Regions from separate parts of the Homo sapiens genome. Here region 2 is linked to region 1. The links are chromatin contacts, found by Hi-C or POLR2A ChIA-PET in ENCODE. All regions are on one chromosome and are shown on one strand. The core of a region is the stretch at or near the end of the contact, and the rest is flanking DNA. Distances in the headings are between cores, read along the strand shown.

What was found. Hi-C counts contacts between places; a loop is a spot of excess contacts on that map. ChIA-PET counts read pairs that join two places held with the same protein, here RNA polymerase II (POLR2A). Pooled maps may share reads with other maps.
Region 2: a map of HepG2 shows a loop between it and region 1 (8-fold over the local background). The contact joins two enhancer-like sites. A Hi-C loop is called at or near these places in 3 of 168 maps with a recorded cell type or tissue (Caco-2, HepG2 and Right ventricle myocardium inferior) and 3 of 50 pooled maps. POLR2A ChIA-PET finds 5 or more read pairs at or near these places in 4 of 52 experiments (AG04450, HEK293T, HepG2 and 1 more).

What each region holds. Positions count from the first base shown.
Region 1 is chr10:76,098,697-76,106,426 of GRCh38, reverse strand. All of the region lies in intron 5 of LRMDA (leucine rich melanocyte differentiation associated), which reads right to left. Among named protein-coding and RNA genes, the nearest start is that of MIR606, 550 kb to the right of the region's middle. RefSeq lists an enhancer at 2,717-3,416. Within about 2 kb of position 2,998, at least 3 of the 41 ENCODE cell types and tissues checked have a DNase peak (open chromatin) inside an H3K27ac peak, as active enhancers do.
Region 2 is chr10:76,146,767-76,154,496 of GRCh38, reverse strand. All of the region lies in intron 5 of LRMDA (leucine rich melanocyte differentiation associated), which reads right to left. Among named protein-coding and RNA genes, the nearest start is that of MIR606, 600 kb to the right of the region's middle. RefSeq lists an enhancer at 4,047-4,955. Within about 2 kb of position 4,301, at least 7 of the 41 ENCODE cell types and tissues checked have a DNase peak (open chromatin) inside an H3K27ac peak, as active enhancers do.

The DNA.
Region 1 (7,730 bases), core at 1,749-4,248:
AACCAATAATTTGTGAGTTCATTCTCCATACGCTATTGATAGGTTTACAGTGAAAGCAATTATTTGGGGGTTAGGTTAGACTTTAAGCTGTTAAGCATAGTGGGTGAAAATTTTCAGGAAGTTTAAGTTTCTACTGCAAAAATGGACCATACCATACCCCAAACTGGAACACTGCTTAAATGTCAGACGTACTCACATTTACTAACAGGCATTGGTAGCTATTAAAAGCAGAAGAATTATTTCAAATGGAGGTCATATCAGTGTTAACAAGGCTTGCGTGGACTCATTCGGCACATGCTTATTGGGCACTATACTAATAGTTTCCTGGGGCTGCTATAACAAATGACCACAAACTTGATGGCTTAAAACAGCACAAACTTGGCTGGACCTGGTGGCTCATGCCTATAATCCCAGCACTTTGGGAGGCTGAGGTGGGTGGATTACCTGAGGTCAGGAGTTTGAGACCAGCCTGGCCAACATGGCAGAACCCTGTCTCTACTAAAAATACAAAAATTAGCCGGGCATGGTGGCATGCGCCTGTAGTCCCAGCTACTCAGGAGGCTGAGACAGGAGAATTGCTTGAACTGGGGAGGCAGAGGTTGCAGTGAGCCAAGATCATGCCGCTGCACTCCAGCCTGGGCAACAGAGCAAGACTATCTCAAAAAAACAAAACAAAACAGCACAAATTTATTCCTTCCCAGTTCCGGAGGCCAGGTTTCTGAAATCAAGAAGTCTGCAGGGCCACACTCCCTCCAAAGGCTCTAGGGGAGAATCCATCCTTGCCGCTTCCAGTTGCTGGTGGCTTCAGGCATGTCTTGGCTTGGGGCTACATAACTCCAGTCTCTGCCTGTCTTCTCCTGGCCTTCTCCCCTGTGTCTCTGTGTCTGTTTCCCTGTCTCTTCTATTAAAAGAACTTTTCCTAGAATCGAGGGCTTACACTAATATAGGAAGATTTCATTTTGGACTTCTTAACTTAATTACATGTGTAAAGACTCTTCCCCCCCACCCCCCAAATAAGCCCACATTCACAGGTTCCAGGGGACCATATCTTCTGGGGTGGAAGGCACTCTTCAACCTATCACAGGCACTTATTGTGAAGATGGCATTGCTCTGGGAGTCTGGAATATACCCATGGAAAAAAACGGTAACGAAATCCTGCCTTTTGGAGTTTAAATTCTAGCAGGTAGAGACAGATGATAAATATTAAGCATAATATTTATGTCAATAAATATATAAGTCAAATGCAGTTTCTTAAAACGTGGTAAGTGTTCTGGAAAAAAGAAACACAGACCAAGATGAAGGAGGCCCTTGGCTGCCAAGGTGATATTGGTGGAGGGCAGTTTCCATTATTAAATACAGTGGTTTGGGTGAGGCTCATAGAAAAGGTAAGATTTCAGCAAAACCTAGAAAAGGTAATTAGCCAAGTGGATATCTGAGAGAAGACACTTGCAGGCAGAGAGAATGGCTAGAGCAAAGGCCTGGAGCAGGAGCTTGCTTTGTACATTCTAGAAACAGCAATGGAGCCAGTATGGTTGGGACAGATTGAGAAAGGGGAGTGCAGGAGAAAGGCAGCAGGGACATGAGACAGGGCAAGGCCTCCCAGTGAGATGGCAGCCAGAGGGGGGTTCCATATGGGGGGTGAGCCACAAACACGGCCCTTCGTCTTCTCATCCATCCACTCATCTATTCAAAAATTCAGCCCATTGTCATGACCCTGGCAAGAAAGAGAAGGCATATTCACCTGGGATTTTAAAAGAACAAATTCTTTACAGGGGTGTGGGCAAGATCAAAGGAACCCCGGGGACACTGAAGCACCAGAGCTACCCAGAGCAGATAGCCGTGGCCAAGACACACGGTGAGACCCAGAGCTGCAGGGAGACCCAGAGCTGCAGGGAGACCTAGAGCTGCAGGGAGACCCAGAGCTGCAGGGAGGGCAGCCTGGCATGAAAGGCTATAGTCCTGGATGGACACAGCCAGAACCACAAAGTTGCAGGTGGCAATGGGAGGGGAAGTAGCCCTACCTCTCCCTCATTGTCCAAACCCAACCAGAAGCCAGAGGGCAATGGAGCCTGGTGGTTGAAGGCATTATCACCCCAGGACACAGAGCAAGGGAAAGAAGAGTAAAACATAGGTCTGGGATGACAAATAGGGAGTAGGCCACACACCCAAGCATAGTGCCGTCCCTGGAGAGTCTGCAGAGGGTAGAAGAGCCATGGTCCTTCCCTGCTTGGGCCTTGCATTCTAGTGGTAGACAGACATTCAACAAACACACACAAACAAACACAACACACACAAACACACACAAAAGCTGGCAGATCCTGGAAGAAATTCCATCCATACTTGGAAGAAGGGAATGGTGTGGAATTTTTTTTTTTTTTTTAGATAGAGTCTCATTCTGTCACCCAGGCTGGAGTGCAGTGGCATGATCTCCATTCACTGCAACCTCCACCTCCCAGGTTCAAGCAATTCTCTGCCTCAGCCTCCCAAGTAGCTGGGATTCCAGGCGCCCACCACCACACCTGGCTAACTTTTGTATTTTTAGTAGAGGCAGGGTTTCATCATCTTGGCCAGGCTGGTCTTGAACTCCTGACCTCGTGATCCACCCGCCTCAGCCTCCCAAAGTGCTGGGATTACAGGCGTGAGCCACTATGTCTGGCCGGAATTTTTAACCTAAGGGCAGATACCAGTCTGCATCTTGCTGAGGCAGCCCAAACTCTGATAGAAAACACACAGTCATCCTGGCTTGAATAATTAAATAATCATGAGAGAGATATAAACTATCCATTACAATCTGGGAAAAAGGCTTGAATTTATGAATACATTACCTACCACAACTAAAAGGGGTGAAAATGTGTTCATCAACCTCAGGAAGTGTATGAGTAAGTCAGGCTCCATCATGCTGCCCTTGTTCAAAACCTGAGCACAGAACCCCCTGCTGGAAATGCCTTGGCAGCTCTGTGTGCTGCATCTACTGTGAGAGAACAGAGGCCCCCGGGATCAGAAGAGCAGTCAAGGGCAGTGAGTCATCCACTCTGCATGATGAGGAAACTCTCCCACTGGCAACTGGAAGCACTTCTTGTCATGCAAAACTCATGACTTTTCAAGAGGGCTCTTATTGTTAAAAACAACCTCTTTATCCTCAACTGCATTTTGCCATGTTGTATCTTCCATCCAAGAAGGTTATGAAATTGCTAGGAAAGTCTTAAAGGAGACCCAAAAAAATCATCCTCTTTAGAGAAGCTACAAAGGTTCCTACATGAAACTAGTAGAAAGATGACTTCCTTGCCTGTCTTACTTCAATAATGAAAAGTTAGGGCCCTCTGGGAAGACAAACTCAAAGAGCAATATGACAAAAATTATAGTCAAAGGAGATAGTAGGTTCCTTAAAACATTAAACGTAGAATTACCACATGACCCGGCAATTCCACTCCCAGGTATATACCCTAAAGAATGGAAAACAGGTACTCAAGCAGGACATGTTCAGGCCAGTGGCTCACATCTAATCCCAGCAATCTGGGAGGCCAAGGCGGGAGGACTGCTTGAACCCAAGAGTTAAAGGCCAGCCTGGGCAACAGAGGACCCTATCTCTACAAAAAATTTTTAAAAAATAGATAGGCATGGTGGTGCACACCTATAGTCCCAGCTACACAGGAGGCTGAGGTGGGAGAATAGCTTGAGCCCAGGTGTTTGAGGCTGCAGTGAACCATGATTGCGCCACTGCAGTACAGCTTGGGTGACAGAGTGAGACCCTGTCTCAAAACAAACAAACAAAAAAACAAAAGACATGGAACTGACCTAAATGGAAAAAGCAAATATGGTACATTTATACCATAGCATACTATGCAGCCATTAAAACAAATGAGATTATGTCCTTTGCAGCAACATGGATGGAGCTGGAGGCCATTATGCTAAGCAAACTAATGCACGAACAGAAAGCCAAATACTGCAGGTTCTCACTTATAAATGCGAGCTAAACAATGAGAATTCGCAAACACTAAGAGGGGAACAACAATGGGGCCTACTTAATGGTAGAGGGTGGGAAGAGGAAGAGGATCAGAAAAAATACCCATAGGGTATTGTGCTTATTACCTGGGTAACAATCTGTACACCAAACCCCACAACAACGCGGTTTACCTATGTAAAAAACCTGCACATCTAAAATAAAAGTTAAAAAAACAGATGCAATAAAAATATGTTCATAGTGGCACTATTCACAATAGTGAAAAGATGGAAACACCCAAACGTCCATCAAAGGATGAATGGATAAACAAAATGTGATATAGCCATACAAAGGAGTATTATTCAGTCATGAAAAGGAATGAAATACTGATACATGCTATGATGTGGATAATCTTGAAAACATTATGCTAAGTGAAAGAAGTCATTTACAAAAAGTCACATATTGTAAGACTCTATAAGAAATATATAAACTTCATAATCATATTTATAATATTTATAAGAAATAGATAAATCCATGGAGACAAAATGCAGATTGTTATTCCCCAAGGGCTGGAAGAGTGGGAAATGGGAGAAACTGCTTTGTGGGTTACGAGCTTGACTTTGGAACAATGGAAATGTTTAGAACTAGATAGAAAGGGCAGTCACACAACCCTGCGAATGTACTAAATGTCACTGAATTGTTCACTTCTAAATGTTCAATATGAATTTCATCTTAATACATTTTTTTTTTGAGACAGAGTCTCAATCTCGTTGCCCAGGCTGGAGTACAGCGGTGTGATCTAGGCTCACTGCAACCTCTGCCTCCCGGGTTCAAGTGATTCTCCTGCTTCAGCCTCCCAAGTAGCTGGGATTACATGTGTGTGGCACCACGCCTGGCTAATTCTGTGTTTTTAATAGAGACAGAGCTTCCCCATGTTGGTCAGGCTGTTCTCAAACTCCTGGCCTCAACTGATCCGCCTGCCTTGGCCTCCCAAAGTGTTGGGATTACAGGCATGAGCCACTGTGCCTGGCAATAAAATTTTTTAAAAGGAAAAGGGGATAATAAGGGTGAATACATGAATAGTCAGCAAATTCTGCCATACTAGAACTTTTGGTTCAAAAGATGTAAATTTAGAACTAACAACAAAAAGCCAGCCTTACTACCAGGTAACAAACCCAAGGACCTAATAAGACCAAGATGTGGCATAGAATGAAAATATAAATCAGTTCATAAAGGTACAGACTAGCACTTCTTAAACAATCAGTAGTTTTTGTTTATATTAAATTTCCTATCCTTCATAAATAGATACTTTTGTAATAAAATGAATTATTAGGACTTCTGGCTTCCTCTTTGAATATAAAAAGCTGGAGAGAATATCACTCATGCAATAAAAAAAAAGAGCTGGATAATTTGTAAAATTATTACTTTTCTTGATCCCAGCAGGGAACTGAACCAGTGGGAGGAAGATGGGGCCTCTGATGCCTGGATGTGAAGAATTCAGCTAAAATTTTCAATAGATTGCTGAAGGCCAACTATGTACTAGCATGAGAAAATAGAATCCCTGGAACTGCAGACACAGAGGGGTTCACAGCCACTCTTTTCCAAGGACCTCTCTATGTGCTCACAGAGAAAGAGTGGGGGCAGGACTAGGGTACAGGGAAAGCTACCCTCAATTCTACAGGAGGGAGCAGATGCTACTAATGGAAAGGCAGAGAGCTCTTCAAAATTACTTGTCCCTTAAAAGAACAAAAGCTTTAAATTGCTGGGAAAGAGGTAGCATACACTGTCATGCTGGGGGCATACTGTATCTGAGGAAAATGTTAAAGAATGAAAGACTTCAACCCCTGCAGAAGAACAGTAAGTGATCCTAGACCTGGACTATCAGAGGTCTCCTACAGCTGAGGCAGGACTCATCAATGAGCAAGACCCACCCATAAAGCAAAAGCCATTGATTGATGTTGGAGGCAGATAAGGGAGAGGGTCCCTGGAATCTCCGACCTGCCTGCACACTGGGAGAAAGGGCTGAAGCCACGGGAAGCTTGTGTCATGTGGAGGTGGGGAGGAGCCTGGCCTCTTCCGTTCCTGTGTATGGCCTGAAATCAATCTGTGAGATGGGGGCCTGTTAGCAGGAACCCCTCTTGCTTTCTGAGAGTTTTTTTTCTTTTTTCCTTTTTGCCCAATAGATTCCACATTCCCTTTACCCTTCAATATGTCTGTGTGCCTAACTTTTCCTGATCATGTGACAAGAACCTGGTTTTAGCTGAACTAAGGAGCAAAGTTCTGCAACACCATTACCAGAAATAAAGAAGAATATTACATAATGATGAAGAGGTCATTTATCAGGAACACATAACAATCCTAAATGTGTATGTACTTAACAACAGATCTTCAAAATACATAAAGCAAAAAATGATAAAACTGAAAGAAAAAAGGGAAAAATCTATGATTACAGTTGGAGACTTCATCACTCCTCTCTCACTAATCAATAAAGTAGACACTGATATAGAAGACCTGAACAACACTATCAACCAACCTGACCTAATTAACATTATGAAGCCTCATATGAAACAACAGTAAAAATACATATTATTTTCAAATACAAACAAAACAGTCACTAAAACAGACAGTATTCTGGGCAATAAAACAAACCTCAATAAATTTAACAGAATTTAAATAATACAAAGTGTGTTATCTAACAACACAAAATTATTATTATTACTATTGGTTTATTTATTATTTATTTCCTTTTTAACCACACAAAATTAAACTAGTAATGAATACAAAAAAGATATCTGGAATATTGCCAAGTATATGAAATTAACAAATTAAAGTCTAAAGAACACAGGTAAAAGGAAGTCATAAGGCAATGTGGAAAATATATTTTAATTGAATAAAACAAAATACATGGGATGCAGCTAAAGCAGGGCTCAGAGGGAAATTTATAGCACTAAAATGCTTACACTAGTAAAGAATATCAAGAATCTAGGTTTCTACCTTAAGAAAGTAGAAAAATAAAAGCAAATTAAATGCAAAGCCAAAAGAACAAATAAATTAAGACAGACAAAGCAGAGATGAATAAAATAAAAAAGAAAATTAAAAAAATTAATGAAACTGCCATTGCAAAATTATAGCTGAGATAGTGAAAGAGATCTGACCTAATCAACTCCTTCTTGCTTCTAACCTCCAGGCTGTCCTTGTTCATTCCTGGGCATAGGTCAAATTAACTTTGGGAGGAACTTAGTTTATATTAATAGTTTAACTTCAAAACAAAGACAATAACAGACCTTTCTTGAAACAAACCTCCTTCTTGCCTGGGGACTAGATGGCCTTTGTAGGTAGGACTAACATATTAGCTACAAGATTAGAAATTATGGTTTAGGAGTCATGTAGCTGGAAGGCACAAGATTCTGACCCTCCCAAAATTGCTCCTCAGGATAACATCACTATCGTAAAACCTAAGATCAATGCTTGAGATATTTTGCAGACCCTGCACTTGATGAATCAGCTAGCACCATCCAGATTGATAAACTGGCTCATCTGGTAGCCCTCACCCAGGAACTGACTCAATGCAAGAGGACAGCTTCACCTCCCTATTATTTCATCTCCAACCTGACCAATCAGCACTCCTGACTCACTGGGTTCTACCCACCAAATTGTCCTTAAACACTCTGATTCCTAAATGCTTGGAGAGACTGATTGGAGTAATAATAAAACTCCAGTCTCCCACACAGCTGGCTCTGGGTGAATAACTCTTTCTGTATTGCAATTGCCCATCTTGATAAATTGGCTC
Region 2 (7,730 bases), core at 3,052-5,551, 47 kb before region 1:
GTCTCATGAAAGAGGACTACCTCCTTCACTGCAAGTCATCTTTTATATTGTATTTTTCAAAAAGACATAGAGGTTGCCTATGATATTGTTTGGTCTAGATGCTCTAATTGTCATTCTGAATATTGTATTTTTTATCTCATTTTCTCACTCCTTATGGGGATATATTCTTCTGACACGTAATCTGACAACAAAACAGAATACCTGGGGCCAGGACTGTCAAACACATGTGTCTACCTTAGCAAAGCTTGTGACTTTGTTCTCTGATACATAAGTATTAAACAGGATGTATCCATCAGAAGGAGTCAGAACTAAGCATTAAGCTGAACAAGAGAAAAATGGCCAAATCCAATGATCAAGAAAGAAAAGGGGTTCTATCCACAGAGCAATTTAATGTAAAAAGGGTCAAGTACGACAGATCTGACAGAGAAAGAGGGACCAATACAAGAATGGCAAATGTGTCATATCTATATTGCCTATCTCTTTTCATGCAGGTTTCAGATATCATTAATCAATCGCTGTGATATCAGAGCAACCTAAGACTTCTAAACACAACAGTCCATATGGCCACTGCCAACATTTGAAGCAGGCACAAAAGTTAAGATCTATGAGCTAGCCAAGTCTCAGGAATAGTCACTCTGCTGAACAGGACTAGCAATAGGTACCTTCTCTTTATCTTGTTTCGTGACTGTTCTAGGTACAGGAAGCACTAAATTTCTATTGCCAAGGTTATATCCCAGGACTGCACCCCTAATGAAGGGAATGACATTGGTTCTCACATTCCAGTGAAGAGGCTAGTATGTGATTTAAACTCTTAGATTATCATAATTATATAGAATACTTTTATCTGATAAATATTACATTTAAAAAATCTAACAGCATACATTCCTTTTAAAATCAAGAACCTGACAAGAATGCCCACTCTCCAGTCTCTTCAACATATAATACTGGGAGAACTGGATATCCACATGCAAAAGACTACATTTGGACCCACCCTACCTCACACCATATACAAAATCCAAACTTAATAAAAGACCTAAATGAATAAGCCAAAGATACAAAATTCTTAGAGGAGCACACAGGTGTGTATCTTCATGACCTTGGATTAGTCAATAGTTTCTTAGATGTAACACCAAAAGTACAAGCCATCAAAGAAAACAATAAATACATTGAATTTCATCAAAATTAAAAATTTTGTTTATCAGAAATACTACCAAGAAACCAAAAATACAACCTATAGAATGGGTGAAAATATTTAGAAACCATTTATCTGATAAAGGTTTAGTATCCAGAATATATAAAGAACTCTTGTAACTCAACAATATAAAGACAAATAACTCAATTTAAAAATAGCCAAAAAAGGCCAGGCGTGGTGGCTCATGCCTGTAATCCCAGCACTTTGGGAGGCCGAGGTGGGCAGATCACGAGGTCAGGAGTTCGAGACCAGCATGACCAACATGGTGAAACCCCGTCTCTACTAAAAATACAAAAATTAGCTGGACGTGGTGGCGGATGCCTATAATCCCAGCTACTTGGGAGGCTGAGGCAGAAGAATTGCTTGAATCCAGGAGGTGGAGGTTGCAGTGAGCCGAGATCACGCCACTGCACACCAGCCTGGACTACAGAGTGATACTCTGTCTCAAAAAAAAAAGCCAAAAAATGTGAATAGACAGTTTTTTAAAGAAGATATACAAATAATCAAAGAGCACATGAAAAGATGCTCAACTTCATTAGTCTTTAGAGTAGTACAAATGAAAGCCAAAAGAGATACTGTTTCACACCCACAGGATCACTGTAAGAAAAAATAACAAGTAGTGGTGAAGATGTAGAGAAATTGAAACTCTCATGTATTGCTAGTGGAAATGTGTAAAATGGCACTACCTATGGAAAACAGCTGGGTGGTTCCCCAAAAAATTAAACATAGAGTTACCATATGACCCAGAAATTCCACTCCTAAGTATATAATCAAGATACTGAAAAACATATTCACACAAAAACGTATACAAAAAATATTAATAGCAGCATTATTCATTATTCATCATAGCCAAAATGTAGAAATAACCAAAATGTCCATCAACTGATTAATGGATAGATAAAATATGGTATATCTATACAATGGAATATTATTTACCCATAAAAAGGAAAGGAAGTTCTGATTTATGATACAATAAGAATCATCCTTGAAAACACTATGCCAAATGAAAGAAGCCAGACATGAAAGGCTACATGTTGTATGACTACATTTGTATAAAATGCCAAGAATAGGCAAATCTATAGAGACAGAAAGTTGATTAAGGTTATCAGGGGCTGAAGGAAGAGGCAGATTGGGAGTAAGTATAAATGGTTAAGGGGTGTCTCTTTGGAATGACGGAAATGTTTTTGATTGAATAGTGGTGACAGTTGCACAACCTTGTGGATATGCTAAAAACCAATGAATTGGATACTTAAAAACGAAGAATTTTATGTTCTAAGAAATTTTATTATGTGGTTCTAAGAAATTTTATTATGTGGGTAAACTAGTAATGTGGGCTTTCTTTATTTTTAAGAAAACTTTTGGGATATAATTCCATTACTACTTTATCCTACATTACACTGGAGGTCCTATATAGTGTAATAAGATAAGAAAAAGCAATAAAAACTATAAGGATTGGAAAGGAAGAAACAAATCTTTTGCTTGTAGATAATATGACTGTCTACTTAAGAAATGCAAACTAGTAAATAAACAAAAGTTAAGTTAGGATGTTGTGTATAATATGAAAACAAAAAATTGCTTTTTCATGTATCAGCAGGAAAAAATGCAATTCAAAAATAAAATTTACAACAACAACAAAAAATACTTTTCTCTTGTTAACCTATCTTTTGGCAATCTAATTTACAGGGCCCTGGCCAATGAGCCTAGAATGGGTAGAGGGAAATATATTTTTTTCCTCCCCCACACATAAAATAAATATCTGTTTGGCCCCTGATATGTGCCAGGCGACGATCAAGAGCTAAGTGCAAAGGATACAAGAGGTTTACATTCTAGTATCAAACAGACAAGAAATACAAACAAATACGATTATTTCAAATAGCGACAGATGCCTTGGAGGGGAAAAAAAAACTGGGTAATGGAATAGAGGTAACTGAGGGATGGCTGTGGGCTTAGGCAACTGCTTTAGAAAACGTGGTCGGGGAGACCTCTTTCAGAAGAACAGTAGCAAGCCGCATAACTGTTTAATAAGCTGATATAGCTGTACCTAAAATAGTTGGCTCCACAAAATGTCCAACAGCAAAGGAAAATCAGGATCCTACTGGAGGGTGTAAAAGTCACCAAAAGCTGACAACGAAGATCTTCACAGGAAATGTACACAGGAAATGTAAACATATAGGTTGGAGGAGCCCCCTTGAGCCCTACGTCTGAAGCTGCCACCCCTGCCTGTGCCTGCTCAGGTCTGGATGACCCAGCTGGGTGTTCAGAGGTGCATACAGGGCGCTTGGATTCTGCTGCCCGGCTGGGTCTTAATGGAGAGCCTCTATTAATTATCTGAGCACTGGCATCACTCCCCTGGACTCAAAGCTAAATAAAGCCACCCCAGTTGCTTGGCCGCAAGCTCTCGAAGGTTTAAACAAAACTGCGTCTCAGTGGATGCAGCATTTGGCGCTTATCTAAAAGTTTTAACGTCTTTTCGCAGTTAATAATTAGCTCTGCCTTGGTCCTCACAAAGGGTGCCACCAAAACAAAAGCAGACGTTAAGTGTGTTCGCTATCCTTGCCACCGGTATAAATAGGCAAAGGGATGATTAATGAATGGGGGGGATTTAAACACAACAGTGAACAAAGACAAAGGCCCAAGGCTCGATCGACTGCCCACAAACTGAGACAGGCTGTATCCAGAGAGAAGCTGCAGAAAGCCACACACACAAACATCCGCTTAATGGACAGGTTGTGAAGACTTCATTTAACCTTGCGTTATGACAGCCGTAGTGTTTTATTAACATTCTGACATGTTAAGGGGCCAGGGTCAGCGGAGGCAAAACCATGCATTGCTGAGGGAGTTTCCTGGCAGGGGAGGGGAAGGCACATTTTTGTGTGGGTGACCGAAAGAAAACAGAGCAGGTCCAAGCACATTCCACAACACCCTTCAGGCCCCCTTTGTGAGGTGGGGCTAGAGCCACATTTTAAAAGAGTTGTTTGGATGTCAAACAAAGCAGATGAGGCACCCACACGCATGCCCAGCCTTTGACAAGGCCTGTCCACGCCTCAGAGTGGCCACATTAGAACCTGGGCTAGGCTTTAGCACTGACTCATAAAGAAGGCTGCTCAGAGGCATCTGCCACAGAAGTGTGTAGCGCGGAGGGGCTTTTGGCAGCCATTTGCAGACACAGGAGGGTTTGCCGCTGGTTGGCAGCCTTTAGTTAGTTCTAAGAGGAAACTTCCCCCCAAGGAGACAGCAGTAGCCCAGTGTGTTTGACCAGCTGGATTTTGAGCTTCTGGCTAGAGATGAGCCTGTGGGAAGCAGCAAATGGCCAAACCCTAGGGAGCCCTGGTTGGTCCACCTCTCTCTTTATAACCTTTCTTCTCCCTCCCAGGGCTTCCCCTCATCAACCAGGTGCCCATTCCCACAGGCTCTGTTTCCAACCAGGTGTCTGATGGGGAAGGATCTGATCAATTAATCCCTGTGGAAGATTTAGGTGATAATGAGCTTAAAGGCTCTCCCCACCCCCTCCAGGGACATTTGCATTTTAATGGAAGACTCCAACAGACCCAAAGGCATTCAAGAACTATAGCAGTGAAACAGTAATTGTGGAGTTTTAGGCTCTAAGGGAGGCCAGAACAGAGATATTTATGGGCTTGAGGAGCTTCCTGGTCTCCCCACAGTCACACTACGGAGACCCCTGCCAAAATTTGTAGGCTTTTATTTCATCTTTTCTCTGCCTACATTACTTAGGTATTGGAAATATCACCTGAGAAAATGGAGGCCAAATGCTTTAAAGAAACACCCAAAAGAATGTGATGATTATGATTTACTAAATGACAAAAATGTAGACCAGAGCATACTCTCTGTGATCAACACCCTTAAATAACAGATGAGGAAATGGAAACACTGAAAAATGAGGTTTTCATGTGAGTCACTCAGCCAATCACTTACAGAGCTAGGACCAGGCACTGACTCTCCTGATTCAAGACCAAGGCTTTTTCTACTGCACTGTAAGAATGACTTCTCTTCCGTCCTCACAGCACATCCTAATCACTCCTTGACTGCTGCATTACAGATGATCATATTATTTAATTTGTGTTTTATAGCTTTACAGTAATCTACTGCTTTGTTAGTGCAAAGGAGATACAGAATTCCAGTTCTGGAAAAATCACCTAAGGGAAGATGAACATTCAAACCAAAATTCTAGGGGATACCACTTTACACCCACTTAATTGTCCTCAAAAATAATAAATTGGACAATAAGAAGTGCTGGAGAAAATGTATATACACAGAAACTCTACTATTTTGCTGGTGGGAATGTTAAACTAGAACAACTGTTTGGAAAACAGATTGGTATTTTCTAGTAAAGTTAAAAGTATGCATAACTAAAGACTCAGCGACTCTATTCCAAGAGAAACTCTAGGTCATGTGCACCAGGAGATGCTTGTAGGCCTGTTCAAAATAAGCAACAGTAAAGATAATAACGGAGGAGCCAAGATGGCCGAAAAGGAACACCTCCGATCTACAGCTCCGAGCGTGAGCAACACAGAAGATGGGTGATTTCTGCATTTCCAACTGAGGTACCGGGTTCATCTCACTGGGGAGTGCCAGAGAGTAGGTGCAGGACAGTGGGTGCAGCGCACTGTGCACGAGCAGTAGCAGGGGAAGGCATCGCCTCACCCAGGAAGTGCAAGGGGTCAGGGAATTCCCTTTCCTAGTCAAAGAAAGGGGTGACAGATGGCACCTAGAAAATCGGGTCACTCCCACCCTAATACTGTGCTTTTCCAATGGGCTTAAAAAATGGCACACCAGGAGATTATATCCCACACATGGCTCGGAGGGTCCTATGCCCACCGTGTGTCGCTCATTGCTAGCACAGCAGTCTGAGATCAAACTGCAAGGCGGCAGCGAGGTTGGGGGAGGGGTTCCCGCCATTGCCCAGTTAGTTGTTTGATTAGGTAAACAAAGCAGCCGGGAAGCTAGAACTGGGTGGAGCTCACCACAGCTCAAGGAGGCCTGCCTGCCTCTGTAGGCTCCACCTCTGGGGGCAGGGCACAGACAAACAAAAAGATAGCAGTAACCTCTGCAGACTTAAATGTCCCTCTCTGACAGCTTTGAAGAGAGTAGTGGTTCTCCCAGCACGCAGCTTGAGATCTGAGAACAGACAGACTGCCTCCTCAAGTGGGTCCCTGACTTCCGAGTAGCCTAACGGGGAGGCACCCCCCAGTAGGGGCAGACTGACACCTCACACGGCCGGGTACTCCTCTGAGACAAAACTTCCAGAGGAACAACCAGGCAGCAGCATTTGCAGTTCACCAATATCCGCTGTTCTGCAGCCACCACTGGTGATACCCAGGCAAACAGGGTCTAGAGTGGACCTCTAGCAAACTCCAACAGACCTGCAGCTGAGGGTCCAGTCTGTTAGAAGGAAAACTAACAAACAGAAAGGACATCCACACAAAAAGTGCATCTGTACGTCACCATCATCAAAGACCAAAGGTAGATAAAACCACAAAGATGGGAAAAAAACAGACCAGAAAAACTGGAAACTCTAAAAAGCAGAGTGCCTCTCCTCCTCCGAAGGAACGCAGCTCCTCACCAGCAACGGAACAAAGCTGGATGGAGAATGACTTTGACGAGTTGAGAGAAGAAGGCTTCAGACGATCAAACTACTCTGAGCTACAGGAGGAAATTCGAACCAATAGCAAAGAAGTTAAAAGTTTTGAAAAAAAATTAGACGAATGGATAACTAGAATAACCAATGCAGAGAAGTCCTTAAAGGACCTGATGGAGCTGAAAACCAAGGCACGAGAGCTACGTGACGAATGCAGAAGCCTCAGTAGCCGATGCCATCAACTGGAAGAAAGGGTATCAGTGATGGAAGATGAAATGAATGAAATGAAGCGAGAAGAGAAGTTTAGAGAAAAAAGAATAAAAAGAAATGAACAAAGCCTCCAAGAAATATGGGACTATGTGAAAAGACCAAATCTACGTCTGATTGGTGTACCTGAAAGTGACGGGGAGAATGGAACCAAGTTGGAAAACACTCTGCAGGATATTATCCAGGAGAACTTCCCCAATCTAGCAAGGCAGGCCAACATTCAGATTCAGGAAATACAGAGAACGCCACAAAGATACTCCTCAAGAGGAGCAACTCCAAGACACATAATTGTCAGATTCACCAAAGTTGAAATGAAGGAAAAAACGTTAAGGGCAGCCAGAGAGAAAGGTCGGGTTACCCACAAAGGGAAGCCCATCAGACTAACAGCGGATCTCTCAGCAGAAACTCTGCAAGCCAGAAGAGAGTGGGGACCAATATTCAACATTCTTAAGAAAAGAATTTTCAACCCAGAATTTCATATCCTGCCAAACTAAGCTTCATAAGTGAAGGAGAAATAAAATACTTTACAGACAAGCAAATGCTGAGAGATTTTGTCACCAGCAGGCCTGCCCTAAATGAGCTCCTGAAGGAAGCACTAAACATGGAAAGGAACGACCGGTACCAGCCACTGCAAAAACATGCCAAATTGTAAAGACTATCAAGGCTAGGAAGAAA